2 separate regions of the Homo sapiens genome follow, and region 1 is linked to region 2. The links are chromatin loops, found by intact Hi-C in ENCODE. Cell type or tissue: B cell. All regions are shown on one strand. Links, peaks and the distances in the headings refer to the core of each region. The heading gives the core; the rest is flanking DNA.

Region 1 (8,402 bases), core at 133-8,132, 1.5 Mb after region 2:
CAAATGTGGTGGGCCACCTAGGAAAAATAGACTACCCTGTAGACCTAGAAAGTGTGCTTGTGCACAATTTTATTGTTATTTCTAACACAGAACTGCATGTAGCTTTTGTTTATTCATTAGGGCTTGATTTTAATGACTTTCTCCATATCCAGAGAGATTTTTGAATATAGAATTTTTTACAAAATAGATATCCATCTGATTATGAGTATAAAACTTATATTTTTGACAATTTTTACAATTAAAAATAATAGTTTTAATTAGTACAATTGTTAAGATTCTTACATGTAAAAGAATTTCTATCTCAATTAAGCCTCAGAAATTAACAAAGATGTTTCTCCTTAAACTCATTTATTTGTTTCTGAGAATTTATAACAAGATCTCCAAATGAGGGCAAGTAAAGTGGGAAATAATTTAGTTGGTTCATTCAAGTAAAAATGGGTTATTTTACTGTACTTGAATTTCTGATGTTTTTGATAAATGTCTTAGAGAATCACTGCATTTTCTGTAAGCACATTTAACATAAAATATGATCCACGTTATAATCTTTACATGCTATGTTGCAGATATGGGAACTTGAAAGAATGCAACATATCTTTAAGTTGAAATGGATACTTTAGCAGCCATGAAAAATTTATGTTTTGTTTTATAAAAACAAGCTACTAATTTCAAAATCAACTTTCTAAAAAGTCAAAGTATAATTTTAAATTAAATCACATGCTCTGAAGATAATTTTTGGTTAATTAGATACTTTTGGATCATAAATTTTAATGCATCAAGATTATAAAGTAGGCAAGAGTCTAATAGGGAAAAACTTAAGGGATTATTTGAAAAAGTTTTATGTATGCTGTGTTTACAATTATTAGAACAGTTGTCAAACTGTCTAGTGACTGCCTGTTAACTCAGTCTTCCCCATTAAGTGGAAAACCTCTTGGTAACAGTGAGTATTTTTATATACAATTATTCCTGAGGTGCTATTTGAGCAGTGTCTGTTCTGATTACTTGGTGCCCGTAGAACCAGTGGTTAAACAATTTGAATATAACTCCTAGATGTATCAATAGCATTTAGAAGAATGCCTGGCATTTAGAAGGAACATGCGACACAATGGGTAAATGAATGAATAAATAGCCCCTCAAATTAGGCCTGTCCCCTGCGTTAAGTATATGCTTATAGAATCTATAACCCTCTCACAAAAAAAATGAGTCTACTGTAGAAGGCATAGTTAATCTTTGTAAGGTAAAGGTAAATATGAATTATTCTATCCCTTTTGAGATTATCCCTGCCATAATCATCTTGATAGATAATCAAGAGCTAGAGGTACACCAAAGGAAACTGTTATGTCATATGAAATTATATGTATGTAATTATTTATTTTGTGTATATATATACATATTGTGTGTATATCTCTCTATATATAGATATAAAATTTTAGAAATCAGTAGTATATTTGATCATGGAATAGAAAAGATTCTTTGATGAACTAAGATGAATTTATATACCTGGATAAGTAAACTTGATATTTTATCCCTGCTTATTAAAATCATTTAAATTATTTGGCAATCCATCTGTAACATTCCTTAGCTACGCTAAATTCAAGAAGCACTAATTATCTTCACTTTGCAAGGTGAATATGTTTTAAGGTACACCAACATTTAAACTCTCTGTCTTTTCCTTTACTTCTAGCTGAATCTGATGGTACTTTTAGTGAAATAGGAGTTATAATATCTTACCTATAATAGTGTTCTTAGACGAGTTCTTATTTCTCACTAAATCTAATCCATATTGTTTATTTAGATTTTTGCCTGCCCTGAAATGTGATACTTTCATGGCAAATCTTTTCAACCTTTAACTTTCATTCTTCATTATATCCATTTTCTTTCAACAGACCTCCAGATAGTGCTATTACTTTGCTTTTATACTGTATTTTATTTTTTTCCTAATTGTGACTGCCACATAGCAGCTCTTGGGCTCTTCTCCTGCCAGTAGCTAGCAGTTTTCCATTTCTACCTACTTCCATTAGTAAAGGCTGATTCCTAATTTAGAGAATTAAGAATTCTGCAATCAGAGTGAACTTTATACTTTCACCTTAGAAGAAAGGGAAAAGGGGCCAGGGAACAGTTTTAATGATGTGAATATTCTAGCACAGTTTTGCACTCTGCTTCTTTACTCTCTTTAAAATGTCTCATCACATAAATAATTTATCACAGAACTTTTGGACATCAATTACTGAGACTCAGCACTTTTTCCAGGACAGCATTACAATATGCGGTATGACTGCAAAAGTTTGGCTTTGGCTATTGACTCAAAGTTATGTCCTTGAATAATCTGAACTGAATCTAAGATTTCATCACACTCCCATCCATTTCAGAGTGGACTTAATGATATAAGGAAACAGACTATGTGGTTTCCAACCTCTGTCACCTATTAGCTGTGGGATCCTGGGTAACTTGGTCAAGAGCTCTTAGCATTGGCTTTCTCACTGCTAAACTAAGCATATGTTCTTAGCACAGGTCCTACACAAGGTAAACACTCAGCAAAGTGAAACAGAATAAAATAAGTGTTGGCTACGTTAAGCTTCACCAGGTACTCCAAATTGTAAAATTATAATAATCTAAAAATGTATTTTCATGTGCCTTTTAGAAACAGGAACATTGCCATGAGCATTTTTAAGATGGTTTATACTCATGGTGATTCTGTGGCCCAGCAAGTTGGAACCAAGAGCTTCTTGTTACATTAAAAAATTTTGTGTTCAGTTCCTGTGCAAATCTATGCATGAGGACAGGGCTATTATACCACACAGTTTAGAGCACAAGAGATGTGGCTGAGTCTCTACTTACTCTTTCTTCTGCTTTCCTAATGAAGTAGGTTTTAGTACACACATGGATAAGTAATTATGCTTCTCTGTTGGAACTACCTAAGAATCATAGATCATTTCATAGATTTATTTTTATTTTATTCTTTTTTTAAATATTGAAATTATGTATTAAGGGCTTCTTATGTGCAAGATTGTGCACTGGAAGTAGAAAGATGATCAATTCCTTGACCTATAACCTTTTTTAGACAGAAGAGAACCACAGGTAATTAACGATAATTTAGAAAGGATAATGGAAGTATCAATAAAGTGAAGTGTTAAGGAAGTACAAAGCAAGAAGTACAGAGCACCTCTTTCTAGAAGCGCTGTGGAAGAACTGATGAATGCATCACTAAGGCAGTTGTAAAGGCAGAAACTATCTCTCAGGCTAAGGCAGAGCCTGCTCGTAGCATTGATTTGTGCTCCCACTAGACCTAGATAGCAGCTGGAAAGAGCTGGGAATCAGGCAGCAATAAAAATATTAATTATCTTCTGGGTGCCAGACCAACAAACAAGCAAGTTTGTTTCTTTCCCTAACAAGATGTACTCTAATTAGTGGCCATGATCATTACACCATGTTTGAGTCCCAGGAGGTGATTGACTATCACAAGTCCTGCTTTCACTACCAGGCCAATGGATACATACTCTCATTTTTATTGCTTGAGATTAAAGTGTTAAGCATTATTTAGTTTAGCAATTTCAAATTTGATAATTGTCTTGTTTATTGTCACTATTTAAAGGAAAACAAATACACTGTCAGTGCAGATTGTGAATGTTAATTAGTGGTGTTACTGTCAAAAGGAATTTGAATAGACAGAAGTATTGTAGAAACACCTTCAGATAAAATATGATTCATGGAATAAAATTATTATAACTTTATCAAAATAATAATCCACAGACATACAAGGATTCTTCTGGGCCAATGTTTTCCCCCTTTCCTTCACACACTTTGGTAATTTATGTTTATGGCTTAGTCTTATAGTTCAAAAAGATACTAACTTTTAAACACCAAGCCGTATAGCAGCATATTCAAATAAATAATTTAAATATCTATCTTAATACGGTGCTTTGTCACAATACCATTACAGTACTCTTTTTGCATTTGTATTAATGTATTATGTGTTCTAAAAAATGCATCTGTGAATATAGTACAACAGCTCATCTATCATTAGCTTACATTTAAATGTTTTGCCTTTGCCACTAGGTGGCACCTATATATTAATAGTTGTGGAGCATAAGTTCTACATAAGAAGGCAATATAGACAGTGAAGGAGAGAAAAGTAAGCCATTTTATTAAATTTGTTTTGTATTTAAATATTTGTTCAGGAAATAATGTAGAATTCACAAAATTTTTTTAAGACTAGGGGAAAACATTAAATACTCATTATTCTTTTTAAAAAAATGATGAACATTGATTTTGGAAAAATCCACTGGGGGTTGCCAGGGGAACATATACAGCCACTTAGTCTTGACCTCAGCTTGCCATCCTATATTATAATCTCCCAGTTCAAGGAAATTCTGCAATCAATAAAAATTAATAAAAAATAAGAACTGTAATTATATATGGCAGCATTAAAATTCTGCTTTTGGTGGTACTATTTAATGATAAATGTCATATGAAATGTGTAGTCTAATAGAAATTTTTGTGATAAATGGTAAATTAACACCAGTTAAGAGTCTTAAATTACTAGGCCTAAAACTGACATGCTAAAAATCTAAATATATTTAGGAGAGGATACACAAATAATGCATGATAACAGAACTATCAATCATTATAAAAATTTCAAATGCCCTCTGAAACCATCAGGAGATGCCAATATTAATAGCTTAAATAACAGCTAAAAATGCCAGTTAATGTCAAATCTAAATTTTTAAAGAGAAATGTGGATTTCTAGTCTTAGGTGTTAAAAGTTTACACAAAATAACCTTCCTGGGATAATAAAATATCACCAATAGAATTTGAAAGAAATCAAAAAGTAAGAGAACATGCAGTAATCATTAAAATTTTATTACAACTCTTGGTACTGTCTATGCTTCACTAAATATTGCATTGTATTTATTTATTGAAATCACAGTATTGAATTTAGGCAGCACAAGGTTAATAGCTAGATAGAAACACAGTGTCCAGCTCATGAGAAGAGTGCATGGATAGTATGTGATTAGTGTCTTAAGTTGAGAATAACCATTCTAAAAGCAACATCCAAAAAAGAAAAAGAAATAGATTTAGAATGAAACAAGCAGCCTAGAAAGAAGGTAAGTCAAAACCTATGTAACATGAACAATGGTGTAAATAAGTAGGGGAGCTTCTCCAAAAGATAGTCCAAATACAGCCAAGTCCTTTTTGTGTTTGAAATATAATACCTTTGTTTATTTTCCTATAGTGCAAAACTAGGACCAGTTGGTGGAATCTGTGGTCAAAAACAAAAGCCTTCCTTTTTTTTTTTTCAAGGTAAGCATCTTGCTCTGTCACCCAGGCTGGAGTGCAGTGGCTTCATCTCTGCTCACTGCAACCTCCACCATCTCCTGGGCTCAAGCCATCCTTCCACCTCAGCCTTCCGAGTAGCTGAGACCACAGCCATGGGTTACAATGCCTCAGATAACAAACATTACTTTTTTTGATAGGATGGGGTTTCTCCATGTTGCCCCTGCTGGTCTCAAACTCCTGGGCTCATACAATCCCAAAGTGCTGAGATTATAGGCATAAGCCATTGCACTGGGCAGGACAATTTTTTTTTTTAAATTAAAACTAGAACTTCTTATTGAGGGAAATACGACCATGTATTTTAAATTGTAAAAAACAGTTCTGCATGTGATCTTCATATAGAAAACATTAATATATTTTCTGTATAAAAAGAAGGGAGGAATAAAAGATTTGAGCTGATGACCTTTCAACATACAAAGTCTACAAGCTTTTTATTTAAAGCCATTGTTTGTATGTTAAATTTTACAATAATTGAGATAATTATAGATACTTTAGTAGTTGGAAATGAGTCAGAAATACATGCATGGTCTACATGTTGGAAATAATTTTGTTATACTAAGGTAGACCCACTAGGGTACTATAGCATGTGCAGTGGAGAAATGACCCTAGCAAGTTGTCAAAAGTCACTAGGGGCTCAAAGTTGTAGGGCATTAGGACCTAGTGTTCATAGTTACAGAGAACATTTTAGCTCTATTATGTAGTATCCTATAGCTGCCCATTATTCAAGGAGGGCAATTGTCAGTCACTCCCCTTGGGAATCCTTCTGAATATAGGATTTTTCTGTTAGAGAAACTCTGCTATGTACCTCTATTTATACAAGTATTTATATGTAAGCGGATTTCTAAAATGGTTGACATCTAAAAGTTAAATTCTGCACTTGTTATACCCATCTTGACTGGATTTATCTTGAAATGAAAGTATACTTGATTTAAGGCAATGCCAGAGAAGTATTTAAATGTAGTTTGTTCCAGGAATACATTTGTCTCCAACACTCCCTCCCTGCCTCTCCCCCTGCCCCTTGTAGTAGAACTACTAGATCATATTACCATGCAGCAATATATAGGTAGAGCAGTAAAAGATTCTCGCAGGGCCTGAAAGCTTAAGGGAATGAATAACTCCTCTCTTCTGAGGCCCAGTCCCAAGACGCAAGACCACTTGCGCCAGCAGCGTGCATCAGCAAGATAGCAAAAGCAGGACGAGAGCTGCCCGGAAGACATCTACCTGGCCAGAAGACACCTACCCTGGCCGGAAGACATGTACCCCTGAAGATAGAGAAAGAGGCCATCGTGTACTACGTAGCAGTCATGTCAGACTGGGACACTTCCTGTTTACAGAGGACTATAAAACCCCTGTCCTGTCCTCACTTGGGGCTGACGCCATCTTAGGCCTCAGCCCGCCTGCAGCCAGGCGTTCGTTAAAACAGCATGTTGCTCCACACCGCCTTGTATTGTTTGTTGGTCCCACTCTCTGGGCTCGAACCAATACAAGCACCTTTCAAGCAGTATATTCTTCAGTGTCTTGATCCTCCAAATAACTCTCTTCTAATTCCTCCTGACCACAAAAAGCACTTATACTCTAGGATGACTGATTCCAGCCCAGTGGCCTGGCAAGGGTGAATTACACCTTGCATATCACACTCTTGACATTTGTGTGCGCTAGCATAAGAATTATAATTGAAACAGGGATTTAAGTATCTCCTCTCTAGGTGCCTACCCTCCTTGGACTCAGGTCAAATTTATTAAAGGAAGTTTTGTTTCTAGATAGGTTGTTTGAAATAAAATAACAGAATGTTCAAGTAACACAGTGTACCTACAGCTTTTAACAAAATTGAGGACTTGGGTCTCGAAACAATTTCCTTTGATTTTCAGGTATTTTATCTATAAAAAGGGAGATAAAGCATTAGTTCATAGGACAGTTATATGTTTAAATGTGATAATGTATATTAACCACCTTGCATGTATTCAAATGTGTTTTGAAATCTAACGTCTACATTTTGATAGTTTAACTGTTCTACATAAGTGACTTACAACAGGCATTAAATATTGTTTGGCATTTTCATATATCTGTAACTGTATCTTAATCTACAATGAGCTTAATTTTAAGTGTAGCATAAAACAGAACCTTCAATAAAGTGGTAATATTAGGAATGATATCCAGTTATCTTATACACTTATAAAGTTACCTATAAATTCTTACGAATATTTTTCTAAAGTAAAATTTTGATTTTACTTTAATTATAGATGAGAAGCAACAAAGCAACATTTATAACAATTTATCCCACTCAGGCATTTGTTCCCACCAAATGTGTATATTGATATACGTACACATAAAATATTCCTGTGTTAGATTGTCGTCACATCACTTATATAAACTATTAACCCACTACAAACAAATTTGTTTTTCAAGTATTACAGTTGCATTGATTTTGATTTTGAAAATATGCATTCAACTATCCATTGCTTCTATGGAAAAGGACGGGTAATTCTTAGCACCAACCATTAGAGCATTAATGTCAACCGTAAAAGGAAACATCATTGACCTGGGGCAAGGGCAGGGGCAGAGGGGAGATAAAGGACAGAGAATATTATCTTGGGAAAGAGTTCAACTCTAGAGATTTAACTGGTTCTCATATAGTCTGCATAATGGTATCTGCAGCTCAAAGGTAATGTATCTGATTAGAGTTACACTAGGGGAAATAGGGCAGAGTTAATTAATCATTTTGTTATTTTGGGAGATTTTACACTTATAGTTGCTCGCATCACTAACAAGTAACTTTTAGACACCACATAACATGTCTATGACCTCATTTGTGTATTTACTGAATACTTATTGTAACTAGGAAGTATTGAATGCCACTGTTCTGAGTGCTTGGTAACTATTATCTCACTTAGTCTTTACAATCTCATTTCATCCATGAGGTAGGTACTATAGATGAGGAAAATGAGATGTCAAAATTTCAGTAACAACCCTGAGGTCACACAAGCAATAAATGATAGTTTTGAATGCATAAACCATAGTCTTAATCATTAAATTCCCATGAGGCTTCTGCAATGGATCTAACACCTGGGTGT
Region 2 (8,402 bases), core at 210-8,209:
TTGCTGGATTTTTATATACTAGTGGAGTCTTCCTTTTAATGCGTATATATTGGGTGAAACCATGTGAAGTCATTGATATTAGACTGTTTTTGCCTACAAAATGACAATTTCATATAATTCAACCTAATATTATCCTTTGTGGATAATAATTTTACTCTTCCATTTTATTATTCTGTTTTGTAGCACAGCTATTAAATGTCATGTGTTTGTTATACAGAACTGTCTTCTCAAAGTCCCACATACCCCATATATTCCTCGAGTTATGGTCCTGTATTATAGATGTATACTACAACAGACACATATGATCTACAATAGATATGTACAATCTATACTACAAGGGACATCCTGCTGTCCCTTGCTAAGAGGCAGTTATGCCCACCTCAATAGCACTGTCTGTCAAAACTGTCTGGATTCCTCACGTAATGAGGCTTTGCAAAACTTGAAGGGTACTGGGAGAGACAGTGAGTCTCAAAAGGTGGACCAAAGATTTTTAATGATCTATGATATTTTCTAGGCCAGAAATGTGCAATTTTAGTCTACTGACTACCTCACAAGGAGGCAGCACATCTCATAAACCTCCTGTTTGCTCCTTCTCGCTACAGGGGGAAAACCTAACTCATCAGATTTTGTAAATTTCTACAACATGCATTTGGAGTAATTCATTGAACATAAACGTACTGAACACCTACTATAAGCCAAGCACTGTGGCAAGTTGTAGACATCCCATTAATTTTTAATTTCTTAAATTATTAATGCAGCAATGCTGCTAGAGTTATAAACATGAATACTGTAAGAAACAAGAACACAGATCGATTTGAAGTCCTAGTGGTCACCAGTGATTCTTGGAATTCCCTTTAACCATCAGCTCATTGGTTACCCTCACTTCGTTTTTGTCACTGAAACTCCTAATGAGAGATCTAGGAGGCTTCTCTGCTATGGGATTAACACTGAAAGGACCCTTGAATAATTAGAATGGTTTCTGGTACAAGATAGACTCAAAATGGACTAGTCCTCTGTAGAATTCCTCTACAATAAATACTATTCTTGAGATCTATTAGAGAATTTGTAATGTCATAATGTCAGGGTTTTATTTTGGCTACAAATTAAAAATGTACCCAAAATATTTAACTAAACTGACATCATAGCAGTAGTGTCGTCAAAGACCACGCTGTTCTTCCCATTTGTTCTTACGATTAGTTTTGCACTGACTAGCAGGATCAACTGTGGCAGTGATTTGCCTTGGAAAGAATTAGCAGAATCCTAAATGGAAAGGCTAAAATTCTTAATCTTTGAAAATTTTGAAAACACTGAATAAATAAATTTTATATATGTAATTTCTATCAACAAAATTGTAAGTATTAGAAATACTTCTTAATTTATGGATAATCCATCAAAAGAGATTAACCAACGGCAGTGCTGTTTTTCTTACAGCTTCTAATGAGAAGACTAGAAGTAAGTTTAGCACCTCTGAAGGACAAATAACACAATAGGGAATCTGCTCTGCAACAGCATGTGAAATGTTACCTGGGTGGCATCTTAATACGTGAGACAGTGGGTATGGATTAGACTGAGCTCAGGGACCTCAAAGTAAAAGCTTTCCTGGGAAGGGGAACATCACACACCAGGGCCTGTTGTGGGGTGGGGTGGCAGGGGGAGGGATAGCATTAGGAGATATACCTAATGTTAAATGACGAGTTAATGGGTGCAGCACACCAACATGGCACATGTATACATATGTAACTAACCTGCACGTTGTGCACATGTACCCTAAAACTTAAAGTATAAAAAAAAAAAAAAAAAAAAGCTTTCCTGGAAATTGTTGCTGCTCCCCCCTTGTGGTAAACTATTTAGATGCATTGTAAATATGACTATAAAGTTTTTCCTATACTAAAATGTTAGGCTACATAGGCCACGTTTTATCTCCTCCCCCAACATTTTTTAAAGGAAAATGGATTATGCCAAATGATTAAATGCCACTTAAGTGTCAAAAAAAAAAAAAAAAACCCGACTTACTGTGGTAGAATCAAAAGAAAGGATATCCATAACAGGGGGAGTAGAGATCTGCAAATCGATTACCTCAAGCTTTGGATTAATCTGTGTATATACATAAAAAAAAATTATGAGATTTTCATACCATAAGAAACCAAATACTATTTGTAAAAACCTGGAGGGCATTTTCTAATATATTCTAAAATTAAAATATATTGGTATATTCATTACTATGGATAAAAAAAATTTTAAGCTAAATGTTAGCCTACCAATTCTATCAACGTATAAGAAAAGATCATTTTGGTAAGGTTGAATTCACCCCAGAAATAAAAGGTTTTCACTTTAGAAAATCAATGTAATTTACCTAAAAAGGAATATTAAAAATAAAATAAAATGACCCACCTCAAAAGATGAAGAAAAAAATCCTAGCCAGTTCAGTAAGAAAAGGAAATAAAAGGTATTAAGATAACAATTAGAAAGAAATAATATTCTCATTCATATATAATGTTATCTAGAATTTATTGCTAAATCATTAGAATAGTCAGAGTTTAAGTTAGTCCCAAAATCAATATATGAAATCAACTGCATTTCTGCATTCTAGCACACAGTTAGAAAATGCAAAATTTTAAAGGACACCATTTACAATATCAAAGAAGTTTAAAAATACATCAGAATAAACATACAAAAAAGAGTAAGACCTTATGGAAAAGAATAAAACTTATGTTAACATTAAAAAAGGCTCAAATAAGTAGAAACTGTATCATAAATAACTCAAAAACAGAGTGCTGTATATGGAAAATAAATATATTCAGAATATTCGTAATGAGAAAAGTGAAATTAAAGCAAAATACCACTTAATACCTATTAGACTGCAAAAACTAGAAAGCTCAATGACGCCAACACTGTTTGTAGCAGCATTGTTTGTAATGGCCAAAAAACTATTGGAAGTACCCTAAGTGTCTATCAACAGTTAAACAGGCTGTAAGAATTACTACAGTGACAAATTCACTGGAATGCAATACAGCAGTGAAAACAATTTATGAATGCATGAATTCAGAATTCATATGTATGAATCTCAGGACTTTAATGTTAAATTAAAAAGTAAGTTACGGAAAATATACATTCAATATAATTCCATTTACATAAAGTTCAAACTCATTCAAAATTAAACAATAATTATAGATTCAAATATATAAAGTTACAAAGAAAAGCAACAGAATGATTACCTAGAGTGGTGACTAACTTTGAGGGAGGCTATTTCAGAATTTGAAAAGACATAAAAATTAAAAATAAAATTGAAACATTATGAATACAAAGAAGTAAACAAAGAGCAACAAAGATAGCAGAGTTTTATATCAAATGAATGGTACCAATAAGTGTACTAACGAACCTTAAAGAAGAAACTATTGACTGAGCGCTTATCAGGAGTGTCCAATCTTTGGCTTTCCCTGGGCCACATTGGAAGAATTGTCTTGGGCCACACATAAAATACACTAACATTAATGATAGCTGATGAGCTAAAAAAAAAAAAATTGCAAAAATATCTCATAATGTTTTAAGACAGTTTACGAATTTGTGTTGGGCTGGATTCAAAGCCAGCATGTGACCTGTGGGCTGGACAAGCTTGGCTTAGACAGTGAGAAAGACTTCCTATGGAGGAAACACGGCATATGACGGCTCTTTAATAAAAGATCTAGAAAACAAAAACAGAGAGGGAGATGAGTAAAAGAGCATTCTTCATGGCATAGTGGAAGAATGCTGACATACTTTCACACAGGGTTAGAAAGAAGATTGTCAAGGGTCAAATTGTGAAGGGTGAAGGAATTTGGGAAGGCACAGAAAGTTGGAAGCTACAATGTGCTGAATTGAAAGAGTAATCTGACAGACACATAAAGTGTCATGAATACATTAGGGACGGCAGTGAGGACACTACAGCGTTAATCCAGGTCTGTAGTGATGAAGACTTGGCCAGTGATAAGAGGAGTGGAATAATTTTTAAAGCACTTACCATGCTTGATGGGTATGGCTGTAGTTTTAGAAACAGTAAAATCATTTTATAATTATCCAGCCAGTGTGTTAAAGGGGAGATATAACTGCAATGCTATAGTAAAGAAGGAATAAAGCTGTGCATGGTAAGGATGAGGGGCAATCAGCTCAGCTAGCCAAAACCGTTATCTCTTCCTGGCTGTCCCATAAAGCAGAAATCAAACACAGCCTCCTGCCATTAACTCTAAGTCCAGAGTTGAGGTAAAGAACAGAAATGTGAGAGTGACTTGTTTTCCTTTTAATCTTAAGACTCCCTGTCCAGAGACTGCTTGCATACGTTTTATTCTCTTTTATCTACTGCCACCTAGTGTAGACAGAAAATTATTTACCTAGAAAATACAATCTAGTTGCACCATCTGAAATTGAAACTGCTCAAGAAATCTAAATCACGTAGAGTCAGCACCTGTCATTAAAAAAAATCCTTGACCTACAAGTTGGGAAACAAGTCCTGATGTAATTAACAGTATTTAACTGCGTAAGTTGCTGCCACATAAGTTAAATAGAGCTGGAAGTTCTTACTAAGTAACATTTATAGTCCTCTCCATAAAGAAAATATGCTGAGGGGGTGATATGGTTAAATTCTTTGCTAGCTAACTCTCAGGAATACTAACAGTACCTTGTAGCTCCTGATATTTATTAAAGGGAAGAATATGTTAATAATTAGAGCTGCCTTGAAATGAAGTGGGCTGCCTATGAGAGGCCAAGTTCTCCATGGCTGAACAAGGGTATATAACTGGGACTAATGAATGAGGTAAAGGTTAGCCTGTATGACCTCAAAGGTACCATCCCACATCCCCCATTGAGGTTCTCTGTGTCCATGATACTGAGGAGTCCACGAACATAAAACCTCTACTAATAAATTCCATAAGCCTTCACTAGACTACAAGCTTCTAAAGAGCAAGGAGTATGCCCATCTTGTTCACTGCTGCATACTCTAAAGCTAGTACAACGTCCAGCACACAGATACTTTAATATCTGTTAACAGGATAAAATGTAATTTTGTTTATATTGAAGCATTACATCAAAGTGGTTAAAAACACAGAATGGAACCAGAGTGCCTGGGTTGAAATTCTACTGCTGCCACTTACTAACTTTAAGATTTAACTAACATAGACCTCAATTTCTCATGGGATAATAGTGGTACTTATTTCACCGAGATTTTAGGAATATTAACTTAATTTGTATAAAACACTTAGAACAGTCTTGTATAACTGTTAGACTTTATCATCATGTAATGAACATTTACTGAGGCCTGAAACAGTATAAACATATACCCCAGTTAGAAGTAGAATACAAAATGGATAGACAAGTGGTCATTTTAAAAAATCATAAATGGTGATGTTTTCAACCTTATTAGAAGATTGAGATAAAAACCCAATCTCAGACTTAAAAACTTAAATTGATCACTTGTACTTTTCAACAATGAATCATGGTCAGACTATCACAAAATATTATTATATAAATATTTGGTTAAGGTAAAGGACATTTTCCTTCCTGCTAAATATCATACAGAATTTCATATGCAATTTATATGTTAAGGTAATCTAAAATGGCCATAAAAAACTGAAAGCCATCAGAACATTATTTTATTAAAAAAATCTTTTTAACCAATTATAATCCCTGCTTACAATATTCTGCAATTCTCCTAGAATAACTATTTTGATGCTTTACTGTCATTAAGAGCTATCGCCATCGCTTAGAGTGGCTCTACTGTCTTCTCATCAAAATGTGTAAGAAAGAAGGGAACTGCTGCTCCGGAGAAAAATATCACACACACACACACACTGAAGGAAAGTCTGGTTTTGTCTAGGGGCAGGACAATGCAATCCAACTCATGACAGTCTGAAGAAGATAAAGTCAGCATGAACTAGTGATGTGCTATAGCACAACATGGGTAGGGTCAAGATACCTTGTGTAAAAACTGGGCTTCTTTCCCATCAAAAAAAAGAGAGAGAGGTACTGTTCTCATGTTTTTAATTAAGATGGAGTGCCTAGGCCAGGAGTACTACGAAGGATCTGTAGTTAGATAAGTAGGAAGAACCCGGGAGGGGGCTATTTCACATAGAGAGAATTTGATATTTCATGCCTTCTTTCATGTGGCCTCCTTCTCTCATTTATTTTAAAAGTAATATGGCTATCACCCCCTCTATCCATGTAGGAATTAGTAATTTATACATTTAGTCAGCTGGTACCCAAGATCTAAGACTCTGCAGGATTCCCCACCTTCAAACAAGTGAAGCGCTTAAGGCTAGCAAAGGGGTGGCTTTTGCAAAAGGCCAAACTATTTTACTCAGCAGATTGAGATTATGCAATTCAGATGAGTCTCATAGAAAACATAATACAAATCATAAAAATGTTATCTCGTTTCAAACTCAGAAATAAAACACTCATGGTCACTGCAAACAGAGAAAGAAAAATTCATCAGTTCACTTAGATACCATTTATTCTACATATTTTAATAAGATGTTTATTTTCCTTAAATCCTAATACTGACCTCAAAAAAAGATTTCTTAGTTTTAAAATATTTCCCAAGTAACTGCATGTAAATTTGCCTAAAGCTTTGAAAAAAACTTAATCTACTGAATTTAGTATTTCAAAGTAAAGTTTACTAATCATAAATGAACACAGCACAACTTCTATTCTGACTATTCCATTCTGTGTGAAAGTTTTGAACTAAGTAGTCTTTGGCTTAGTGAGGGATCCATATTTATTAATTTGAAGTAGAGTCTTTAAAACACAATTTGGTACTTAACAATTATTTATTCATAATACTAAAGTTGTTCCCTGTCTAGAAAATTTCATAACCTTGACTTTTTTATAAGAGTTTTTTTTTTTTTTTTTTTTTTGAGACGGAGTCTTGCCCTGTTGCCCAGGCTGGAGTGCACTGACATGATCTCGGCTCACTACAACCTCCGCCTCCCAGGTTCAAGCGATTCTACTGCCTCAGCCTCCTGAGTAGCTGGGATTATAGGCACGCGCCACCACACCCAGCAAATTTTTGTATTTTTAGTAGAGACGGGATTTCACCATGTTGGTCAGGCTAGTCTCGAACTCCTGACATCATTAGCCGCCCACCTCGGCCTTCCAAAGTGCTGGGATTACAAACATGAGCCACCGCACCTGGCCCAAGAGATTTTTTCAGGAAAAAAAAAAAAAAAAGAAACAATTACAACAATTGGTTGTTCATATACAGAATCCTATCACTCTTCTGGCATTTTATATCACAGGGCCTCAAAGTGTTTTACAAAAGCAAGTCATGTTTTATACTTAATTTAAGCAGCCATGCATGTTTACAGATAATTTAAACTGTGTACACAGAGGCTGACTACCTTAAGGTCACAAAAAAAAAATTCAGTCACAAGGCTCAGCATTTTGTAGAGTGCAATTGAACTCTAATTCCACGATGAAGAAAAGTCAGTGTTTAATAGAATTTTTAGGGGTATACGTGAAAAATTTGTTTGAGAGTGGCTTTGCATGGCCTGGGTCAGCCTGACCCAGCAACACAAAGCAGCCCAGCTGGTTTAATGGCTTTTTGGCTATACCATAAGAGCAGAGCCACTCAGGCAACTCCTTGACATTTTAAAGAAAGCCTAGCACTCTGAAATGAACTAGGGCTGACAGTAAATCAGAGAAAAAATGGCTTGAGTCTCTGTGCTGAGGTGAGTGTGGAGTCATGGAAATAGCACCTAATTCACGAGGAAAGCAGTCTCGGGATCAGCCTGCAGTTCTGCCACCCAACACCCTGGAAAGTGGCCAAATGGATATTTCCCTCCTGATCAATCTTGGCCAAACCACAAGATGACAGAATAAAAATACCAAGAGTTAATAAAACCAACTTGGATAATACAAGAAAAAAATACTCAAGTTAAATTAAAATATATTTCACATGTATTTTATATGAATTTATATAATCACAGGGATAAGAAATATAACTAGAAACAGAAGCAAAAAATGGGAAAACCAAATTAGATTACTTTTTTCTTTTAAATAAAAGAAAAATGATAATACAATAAGTAGTACAAAGAAGTGGTAACATGATTAATACTTTAGAAGAACTGAAAAGATTGTCAGAAGTTGGAAAAGACAAAGATTATAGCCAAGAACTGAAAGTCAACACTACCAGGGAAAAGCAAAGGCAGAAATCCCAAGATATGGCTGGATTAAACAAAATCTAGAAAATAGTTTAAAAAACAAAGAACAAAAACATATACTTAGATGCACAACTGGAGACTAGCAGAAGTGCCTGAGATAACAGCAAAGACCAAGACTAAGGAAAACAAAATGAAAGAAGTGATGTGGCTGAGGGTACATGCACAGCATGAACAGTGAATGCGGCTACCGTGCATTGCTGCTCAGGAATACATCTC

The links. Peaks named below come from ENCODE experiments on the same cell type or tissue, not always from the same donor. Only the 100,000 strongest peaks of a DNase experiment are listed, where the experiment ranks them.
Region 1: it touches region 2 in a loop (4-fold over the local background); 7 of 110 quality-filtered maps call a loop at or near these places.

What each region holds. Positions count from the first base shown.
Region 1 is chr12:90,941,194-90,949,595 of GRCh38, forward strand. It overlaps LINC00615 (long intergenic non-protein coding RNA 615), which reads left to right. Exons shown (of 5, transcript NR_038868.1): 4 at 5,231-5,298; 5 at 6,462-7,476. Among named protein-coding and RNA genes, the nearest start is that of CCER1, 9.8 kb to the right of the region's middle. In B cell, for the core only: a CTCF peak has its summit at 4,070 (motif pointing right); no DNase peak of the experiment used is centred there.
Region 2 is chr12:89,457,625-89,466,026 of GRCh38, forward strand. The region is part of intron 9 of POC1B-DUSP6 (POC1B-DUSP6 readthrough); the gene reads right to left. POC1B (POC1 centriolar protein B) reads right to left here. Exons shown (of 12, transcript NM_172240.3): 10 at 2,014-2,094. Among named protein-coding and RNA genes, the nearest start is that of GALNT4, 63 kb to the right of the region's middle. In B cell, for the core only: CTCF peaks have their summits at 4,379 (motif pointing left) and 4,581; a DNase peak (open chromatin) is centred at 4,347.